3 separate regions of the Homo sapiens genome follow, and all the other regions are linked to region 1. The links are chromatin contacts, found by Hi-C in ENCODE. All regions are on one chromosome and are shown on one strand. The core of a region is the stretch at or near the end of the contact, and the rest is flanking DNA. Distances in the headings are between cores, read along the strand shown.

Region 1 (3,134 bases), core at 93-2,592:
CGAAACCCCATCTCTACCAAAAATACAAAAATTAGCTGGGTGTGGTGGCTAACGCCTGTAATCCCAGCTATACAGGAGGCTGAGACACGAGAATCACTTGAACCTGGGAGGTGGAGGTTGCAGTGAGCCAAGACCGTGCCACTGCACTCCAGCCTGGGTGACAGAGTGAGACCCTGTCTCAAAAAACAACAACAACAACAACAAGGTAGTGGGTAAAAAACAAGTTTGATAAACCTAGTTTTCCCTCTTTCTAATAATACCAGTTTATTTCTATAACATGCTAACAGAGAGGAGTTTGTTTGCTGGAGAAAGCGCATAATGAGCTTTTTCTGTGTGTGTGTGTGTGTGTGTGTGTGTGTGTTTTGAGACAGTGTCTAGCTCTGTCACCCAGGCTGTAGTGCAGTGGCCTGATCATAGCTCACTGCAGCCATGAACTCTGGGGCTCAAGTGATCCTCCCACCTCAGCCTCCCAGTACCTGGGACTACAGGCGCGCACCACCATGCCCAGCTAATTTTTGTATTTTTTGTAGAGATGGAGTCTCCCTATGTTGCCCAGGCTGGCCTCAAAGTCCTGGGCTCAAGTGATCCGCCCGCCTCGGCCTCCCAAAGTGCTGGGATTACAGGCTACAGCCACCGTACCCAGCCATGAGCTTTTGGTTCTAACCTGCAACCCCGGGAGAAGGGGAAATTTAGCAGAAGACATGGGAACACAAACCACAATGCCACTTTCTTGTTTGGTAAAATTGTATGCAGAATGGATAATAACAAACATCCGCCTCTCAACTTTATCCCTCCCTCTCATCTCGTTTTCCTTGTCCGTATATGGCACTTCTGCGATTCTGGCAACTTTGTTATGGGTCAGTGGAGCACACCCGTTGCACAGAACACACCTAAGGGCTTTGTCTCTTTGAGAAGTCCCTCCCTTGAACTTGCACGATCGAAAGCTCTTAACTGAAAAAAACTGGTATTGCACGCCTGTGTGCAAGGAGCTTGGTGTGGACACAGCCCACGGTTTCATGCAAACCACTCTTCAGTCACTCAGGAGCCCAGAGCCTCGCAGAGACAGGGGTCAAGACAGAGGGCGACCGCGCGCTGGGTCCCGGGGCCAGCTCTGCTCTCCCTTCCCGGGCTCGGGGCCAGACCCTCCCACCCACCGACCACAGGAAGGGTGAAGACCCCAACCCGCGGGATCCGGGCCCCGCGCGCCCGAGGCAGGCGTGCGGGCGACGTAGCAGCGCACCCCGCCCCGCCCCAGCGTACGTGGCGGGGGCGCGCACGCACGCAGGCGCGGGGGCGCGCAGGGCCGGGCCGGCACGGCGGCGGGCGCGCGCGCGGCTCGGAGAGGCGGCGGCAGCGGCGGAAGCGGCGAGGGCGGCGGGCGTCCGGCTCTGAGGTGGTGGAGGCGGCGGAGGCGGCGGCGGAGGCGGCGGCGGCTCGGGACTGGGCTCGGCTGGAAGCAGCGAGGGTCAGAGCGCCGCAGCAAGCGCCGATCTCCCGGCTCGACCATCCGCCTGCCGCCCGGACGCCTGGGCCGCGGAGTTTGTGTCCCGGCTCGGACCCCGGCGCCCAGCCCGGAGCCGTAACCTTGAGGCGGCGGCGGCGGGGCCGGGCCGGGCCGGGCTGGGGGGCGGTGGCGCTGGATCCGCGGCTGCCCGATCGTTGGCGGGAGATGTCGAACCCCGGGACACGCAGGAACGGCTCCAGCATCAAGATCCGTCTGACAGGTACGGCCGGCGGGAGGCCCACCCGCGCCCCGGCGCCCCCTCGCCCGCCCCGGAATTCCCCGCAGGGCGCCCTTGGAAGCGGCCCTCCCCCACGCCGGCCGTTGTCCCAGGACCTCGTCACCCCCTTCGGCGTGCGCCCCTCGCTTCTCCCTCCTGGCCCCGCCCCCTCGCCGTTGCCCGGCCCCGCCCCCTGGCCGCTCGCGCCCCCTCGGTCTCGCGTTCCCTCCCGTTCCCCCGCACCTGCCCCCTCGCATCTCCGTCCTGGCCCCGCCCCTCTCATTTCCATTCATGGCCACGCCCCTTGCATCTCCTTCCCTGGCCCCGCCCCTCGCTTCTCTTTTCCTGGCCCCGCCCCTTGCATCTCCTTCCAGGCCCTTTCCCCTCACCTCTCCCCGGCTCGGCCCCTTGCCTCTCGCTTCCCTTCCTCTCCCTAGCACCTGACCCCTCGCTTCTCCCCCCAGGCCCCGCCCCCTTGCCTTTCACCTCCATCCCTGTGGTCCTTTCTCTTCCCCACCTTTCCTCCCCAAACCTGACCCCGCCCATCTCTCTGGCCCCACCCCCTCGCTCCTCTCTGCTCCCGCCTCCTAACTTTCTGTCCCCGCCCCCTCGCTTCTCCCTGCGTCCAGCTCCCTCGCTTCTCTCTGGTCCCGCCTCCTCACTTCTTTCCTAGCCTGGGCCCTCACTTCTTCCTGGTCCCGCCTCCTCACTTCTTTCCTAGCATCGGCCCTCACTTCTTCCTGGTCCCGCCCCCTTGCTTCTCTCCTTTTTTTCTCCTCCGCCGTTTTTACCCCCTCCCTCCTTCTCCTCGCTTCCCATCCTCTCCGCCCACCTGCCCCCTCGCTTTTCCCTCCTGGCCTTGCCTCTGTTCCCCTGGTCCCATCCCTCACTTCTCACCACTTTCCCATCATCTCTCTTGCTTTCCTGTTTTCCCTCCCACCTGCTCCCTCCCCTCATCCTCCTGGTCTTTCCCACCACTTCCAAGCTATTTTGCTACCTCCCCTTCCACTTGCCCCCTTGCTTCTCCCCTCCTGCCCCCACCCACCCTCTTCTCACTCCCCCATCCTCTTTCGTTTCTCCCTCACCCCCCCACACCGTCCTCCTCCCTTCTTCCCCTAGCCCCGCCCCTCACTTTCAAGCCCCGCCCTCATTCCTGCCTAGCCCCGCCCCCTCGCTGCTGTCTGGCGAGGCCTCCACCCTTTCTTTCCTTCAGCCTGAAATTCCTCAATCCTATCTTGTAGCTGCTCCCAGTCCTGCTCTCTTCACTTCCCCCTGGTCCAGCCCTCTTCAGTCTCAGTCTGGGCCACTTCCTGTCTCTTAGGCCAGACCGCTAGCTACTTTTAACTCTGCTTCTTCAATTTTTACCTTTTCTGCATTTTGTTTCACCATCACCCCCACACTCAGCAACCCAGA
Region 2 (3,151 bases), core at 320-2,819, 2.0 Mb after region 1:
AACAGAGAGCTACTCTCCTTCCTGTACGGCCACAAAATGACCTACCATAAAAGATGTAAAATACTTTAATACAGTATCTTATAGCTTCATAACAATTAGCAATACACAAGTGCTTGTAAATACATTTACATACGTAAATTTTGAGATGCATAAACACTTATTATTTTATAGATGAGAAAATAAGACTAGAAAAATTATGTGATCTGACACTTAAAATGTCAGAGACTGAATCTGAATCCAGTTCTTCAGGCTCCAAAACCAAATTACCTTATTAAAATAAAGTGCTCTGTGTCTGAAAAGCTTCAACTTCCCTGCTTCAGGCAAGCGAATTACATCAAATACACCATGATTTTCAAGAAAGTTCTAAATTTCCCGATTGTTCTAAATGTCGCTCTTAAAAGCTTCAATAATTATACAAAAAAGAATTCTGGAAGTCAGTGCAAAGTTTGTGTTCACCCTAACCATTCTTTTGATTTTTTTTTACAAAGCCGACTTCAGTCATCTCCCCTTCAACTATTTAGGCCGAAGAACCGCTTACCTCTATTTTCATATCAGCTCCAACTCATGCTTTCAAATATCTGAGCTGTCATTCCAATCTCTAATTCCATTCATTTATTTATATTTGCAAATGAAAACTAGGGGCAATCCTGCAGGGCCCCGAGCCCCACGAAATACTCTGAATATCTTTTTTCCTTTACTCAAAAAAAAAAAAAAAAAGTCAAACGACTTATTGCTAATGCATGTGTCTGTTTAATATTTAGCGCAATGGTGCAGGGCGAAGTAACAATGACTTGAGACCGGAGGAAACAACTTTCGCCTGACTTAACTGCCACCAGCATTTTTCTCCTTCACAGTTTGTAATCTCCAACCTTTTGTAATCTTTTTCATGTTACCTGATTTCTGTATCAGCCAAGTGAGAAAATTATTTAAACCCAACCAAAAGCGCTGAGATTAAATAATAAATTACGGAAATAAGCCTTTAAATTTGAAAACTAATAAGAGAACCATTAATTTATTAATGGGCGCTTACTAGGTGCAAAGGCACTTAAAAGGACAAAAAGCTCCTGAGGTTTTTGAGCACTTAACGACGACTTGCTCATTTTTGTGACCTCCTACCCTCACCCTTTGAGCACCTGGCATCTGCAGGAGCTCAAAAGTTGAACTGAATTGGGGACGCTGAAGTAACAGGATCTGCTCTAGTGAGAAACCCGTGGGAGAAACTTTGGAAAGTGTTACCTGAACAGCATTACGCTATTTCAAACAGAACAGGTTGCTGCTCTGTTTAACCCCGCATGGGGGACTGGAACTAGAAACCTGGACACCGAGGAACCCCAAAGGTCTTGGGCAAAGAGAAGGGAGCGTCACTTGCCTCCCATTCTTGCAAGAAACGCTGTGCCTCGTCAGAACCAACGGTCTTATGTCTCCTAAATTCGTCTTTCACGTACTGGTCGCCCAGGGATTTGAGGTCCGGGGGCAGAACACGGTGCAGCTGCAAGACGCGCTTGTACAATGCCCGGACTCGAGAAACGTGCCGCCCCGGCATAGCGCCCCACGCCGACCGCCGACTGCGCCTGCGCAGAGGGACGGCGCGTTCCCGCACTTCTGCGAACTTGCGTATTAGTGAACCGGAAGGCAGACGAAAGAGGGCGCGCGACCTCTATCCGGTTTGGTCCCTTGCACAATCAGGTCCTCCCGGAAACCCAAGCTCCGCTGCGGGCGGAAAACGGGTCGGTCCTTCTCTAGGAGGGGCGTGGCCCTCGTGGAGTCGCGCCTGCGCCTCGTCGTGGCTTCTTCTGGCCTGCGTCCTGACGACACAGGCCTTGAAAGAGAGAGGTCTGTGGTGGGCCGTTGTCATTTCTCAGTCCCACTCCACTGTCTTTTTCATTCAACTTCGTTTCTGTCCTCCTACCAAAGGCCTGAGAAAAGCTTCGTTAAGATCGGGCTCCTCCGGGATTCCTTCCATGGTTCCCAACCCATTTGAGGCATTTAGAGTATTACTGCACCCTGCTTTAGGGATCAGAGTGAGATTAATCTCGCCATCCACTAGCTCACCAACCCACGCTCTTTGCACAGCGCTGTTCTCCCAATTTATACTCTGGGCATGGGCTCTTCCTTGCAAACAACCCAAGTGAGCCCAGAGCTGGCGGACTCCTTAGCCAAAGTCAAGTTGGCTGCTGAAGGATCCTTGGGAAGAGTTTTAAACGTATTGTTTCCAGGACCACGACCCTGGAGATTCTGGTTAAATAGTCTAGGATAATAAGAACGAGGAATCTAGAAATTTACAAAGCTCTATCTTTTGCGAAGGTAATACTGAGAGTAGAACTGGTTTCCAAAGCTGGCAGCTCCTTGTGTTGTCCTTTCCTGTCACACGTTTGGTTCTTCAGCAAATCCTGATGGCGTCACCAACAAAAATGCAGAAATCAACCATTTCGCCCCATGTACTCTACCACAATCTCTCTCCACTGGATATTGTGTTAGCTTCCATATCTGTGTTCAGCTTCTGGTCATGACCAACTTTGGTCATGCTCCAACATAATTTAAATTAAATTTGGCCTAAAATTTCCTCCCTACTCTGAGTTGCTATGTAGGGAACTGCAACCTAACTTAGTATGTAAATTAACTGCAACTGAGAGTATATTCTTGTGACAAGTAGCTGAGCTTCAGCCAATCACAGGCTGCCAACTGATCAGACTATGTGCATATAAGGCAAATACGTCATAATGTCCTGCCCAAATAAGACTAGCCCAACTGTAAGCAATCAAGCTGTTTCTGTGGGGCACTTCCTTTTTCTGTCTATAAATACTGCCTGCCCACAGTGCTGGGTAGAGCTCTCTGAACCTCTCCCTGTTAAGTGCTGCTGCCTGATGAATGCCTCATAAATCGTGTGTGTGTGTGCACGTGCGCTCGTGCAAATAAACTTTATTAGATTTAACTTGTTTAAAGTTTTTCTTTTAACAATCTAAACTGTAAATCGGATCATTTCACTCCTCTGCTCAACAAAAGCCTCCAGGGATTTTCATCAGAGTAAAGCCCAGTCTCTAGCCCTTAAAGGTTTAAATTTTCTCCTATTGCTTTCTCCCTAGTTAGCCAGTTGCAGCCACACTGGCCTCCTAGCTCTTAGTTCATATTTTAAAAAGCCAGGTACACTCCC
Region 3 (3,144 bases), core at 235-2,734, 2.1 Mb before region 1:
GATTGTGCCACTGCGCTCCAGCCTGGGTGACAGAGCGAGAAACTGTCTCGGAAAAAAAAAACAAAAAACAAAAAACAACCTGGGTGTGGTGGTGCACACCTGTAGTCCCAGCTTCTTGGGAGACTAAGGCAGGAGGATTACAGGAGCTCAGGAGGTCAAGGCTGCAGTAAGCTCTGATTGTGCCGCTGCATGCACTCCAGCCTGGGCCACAGAATGAGACCCTGTCTCTAAAAAATAATAAAAATTAAAGGGGCTTTGCAAACGCGGAAGGTGTCTGGATGATTATCCCCTGCATGTGCAGTGCCTTGTTTACAATTAATTTGCTTTTTCCGTGTTTATTCAACAAATATTTATTGAGCCCTCACTCTCTGCCAAGCCCTGTGCTAGATGCTGGATAAGCAAGGTAAGTCTCTGCCCTCAAGGAACTTACACTCCAATGTGACTCAAGGGGAAAAGAATTTGAAAGTTGCTACTTACCCAGTCCCCTCACTGCACAGAAACTGAAGCCAGAGGTGTCCACACCTTTCTCCTTCCCATGCTCTGATAGCTCCTCACTGCTAAGCTCCCCATTGCCCGTGACCCCATGTGGCAGGTTTCCCGCCTGGGGTGCACTCCCAAAATGGTTTATGTAAATAATATTGAAAATTGGACCTTCTCTGCCAATAATGGGGCCGTTGCTTTTTGAAAAACTTCCCGTTGATAGTGTCTCCTATGACTACCCCTGTGTGGCTGTGTGGTTTACAGATCCAGTTGCCTCTGCTCTTGCATTGTGAGAGTCAGCAGAGGCCCAAGAAACCCCGATACTAGTTTGCTGCTGTTGGTGGGTTTTTTGAGACAAGGTCTCTGTCGCTCAAGCTGGAGTGCAGTGGCGCGATAACTCACTGCAGCCTCGAACTCCCGGACTCAAGCGATCCTCCTGCCTCAGCCGCCCCAGTAGCTGGGAGTACAGGTGCACGCCACCACGCCGGTTGATTTTTTTAAAAATTTTGTAGAGATAGGGTCTCGCTATGTTGCTCAGGCTGGTCTTGAACTCCTGGCCTCCAGCGATCTTCCCGCCGCGGCCTCCCAAGTTGTTGGGCTTCGGACGTGAGCTACGCGCCGGGCTCCCGGTTCTAGTTAAGATTTTGTTGCAGGCGATGAATAGTCACGTGGCCTCCAAGGTCCTAGATTTCTGAGGGGCGTCAGCTTGGCACCCTAATGTACTGTGATCTCTGGTCAGCTACCCACCCTCTTTTTGCTGTTTTCATCCTGGGGGCTAACCGCCAAGACATGGCCTCCAGTTTCCCTAGGGAAGCCTCCACAGAGGAAGGCACCGGCTGAGGCACCTGGGAAGACCAACCTGGGGAAGGTCTCCCTGCGCGCAGTCTGCGGGCTGGAGGGACCGGCCGAGCCTGCGCACTAGCGCCCCGCCGGCGCTGCTGAACTGAGAGGAAGGGGCGGGGCGTCGCCAGGTCGTGCCAGCATCCGCCGGACGCCGGAAGTGGTTCTCCGCCCCTGCCACTGGGCCATGGAGACTGTGGCACAGTAGACTGTAGTGTGAGGCTCGCGGGGGCAGTGGCCATGGAGGCCGTGCTGAACGAGCTGGTGTCTGTGGAGGACCTGCTGGTGAGGCCTGGCCCGGACAGAGGGAAAGGGAAGGTCGGAGGGCGGGTCCTGAGGAGAGTCAGGTAGGGGCCGAACCCTCCTCCCGGCATCGGCTTGGCCGAGGGAAGCCGAACTACGGCTCCCGGCAGCCTCCACAGCGCCTGGCTCCTGCCCGGAGGGCCTGCTATGCCGCAGAGGCTCCTGGGAGTTGTAGTGTCCTGAGCCCCCCACACCTCAGACTACGGGCCTGGAGCCCGACCGTGGTTAGACTGACGGGATCTGGGATCATGCAGGAGCTGTGAGCTCAGGGCGCTCCTCCAGCGGTGGAGGAATACAGTGACCATCATAAGGTGTCACCTATTACTGCGTCCGGCACGGTGCTAAGGCATCGCATGCCAGATCTCAGTCTTTGTAGCTCTAGGAGGTAGGCACTACTTCTATTCCTGGACAATAAAAGGTCCAGGCCCGGCAGGGTGGGGCAGGATGGGGCCAGCAGCCTCAAATGAGGACCGCGTGGGCTGTTGAGCAGTTCTGACAGCGTGTTTACTGTTCGGCCGCCGGGGTCAGCTGCTCCGGGAGCGGTGCCTGGAGCTGCCACCAGGTGGCATCTCCGCTCGGTACCGCCGCGGGGAGGGGAGACCGGGGGCCTCTGTCCCAAGAGCTGGCCCGCAGGCCCGGAGGAGCCGAAAGCCTGGGTCCCGGGCATGGAGATAGCAGAAGCTGGGGTGCCAGATACCGAGACCTGCGAGGGAAAGGGGCAGAGCCAGGGAGATGGCATGTCCAGATAGAGAATGGTTGACGCCCTACATTTCTAAATGATTCCTTTCCTCCCCTGTGGCAGAAGTTTGAAAAGAAATTTCAGTCTGAGAAGGCAGCAGGCTCGGTGTCCAAGAGCACGCAGTTTGAGTACGCCTGGTGCCTGGTGCGGAGCAAGTACAATGATGACATCCGTAAAGGCATCGTGCTGCTCGAGGGTGAGGCGCTGTACTCTCCCTTTCCCGCTGCCATCTGGGCTGCTCTGCGATGTGGGCCCCGTAGTCCAGGCACCTCTGAGTTGTCTCCGGTAGATTTACTGCACCAAGGGCTATACTTAGCTTGACGTCTCCCAGTGAACTTTTGGCTACTTACCGCCCACCATTGTTTTGCCAGACAGAGTGTAGCATGTCAGTTCCCCCAGGACTGTCTTGATCTGGGAAAGTGACTTGAGGTCACCCAACTAATCAGTTAATGGCTGAATTGGGACTAGAAGCTCCTGTTTTGTGAGACCTAGGCCCATGCCCTTCCCCCCAACACCACCACCGTGTTGCTTAGCAGCTATTGAGAATCTTTTGTGGCATGGAAGAGGTACAGAGGACTGTCCTACAAAATTGTGAGCAGATAGTGCTTTTTGTTTTTTGTTTTTGTTTGAGACGGAGTCTTGCTCTGTCCCCCAGGCTGGAGTACAGTGGCGCTGTCTCAGCTCACTGCAACCACCACCTCCCGGTTCAAGCAATTCTCCTGCATCAACATCCTGAGTAGCTGGGATTACAGGTGCCCACTACCACGCCCAGCTAATTTTTG

Evidence for each region. A loop is a pair of places that touch in the nucleus more often than their neighbours do. Pooled maps may share reads with other maps.
Region 2: a loop to region 1 is called in a map of B cell, with 18 times the contacts of the local background. The contact joins the promoter of SDHAF3 here to the promoter of SMURF1 in region 1. A Hi-C loop is called at or near these places in 2 of 168 maps with a recorded cell type or tissue (B cell and naive thymus-derived CD4-positive, alpha-beta T cell) and 8 of 50 pooled maps.
Region 3: a loop to region 1 is called in a pooled map, with 17 times the contacts of the local background. The contact joins the promoter of FIS1 here to the promoter of SMURF1 in region 1. A Hi-C loop is called at or near these places in 2 of 168 maps with a recorded cell type or tissue (CD4-positive, alpha-beta T cell and CD8-positive, alpha-beta T cell) and 7 of 50 pooled maps.

The regions. Positions count from the first base shown.
Region 1 is chr7:99,142,316-99,145,449 of GRCh38, reverse strand. SMURF1 (SMAD specific E3 ubiquitin protein ligase 1) reads left to right here and starts at 1,342. Exons shown (of 18, transcript NM_181349.3): 1 at 1,342-1,724. The coding sequence starts at 1,670. RefSeq lists silencers at 1,081-1,580, 1,721-2,050, 2,111-2,160.
Region 2 is chr7:97,116,116-97,119,266 of GRCh38, reverse strand. It overlaps SDHAF3 (succinate dehydrogenase complex assembly factor 3), which reads right to left and starts at 1,569. Exons shown (of 2, transcript NM_020186.3): 1 at 1,370-1,569. The coding sequence starts at 1,543. RefSeq lists enhancers at 1,392-1,481, 1,832-1,911.
Region 3 is chr7:101,243,421-101,246,564 of GRCh38, reverse strand. It overlaps FIS1 (fission, mitochondrial 1), which reads left to right and starts at 1,484. Exons shown (of 5, transcript NM_016068.3): 1 at 1,484-1,605; 2 at 2,426-2,558. The coding sequence starts at 1,561. RefSeq lists enhancers at 1,461-1,700, 1,791-1,840.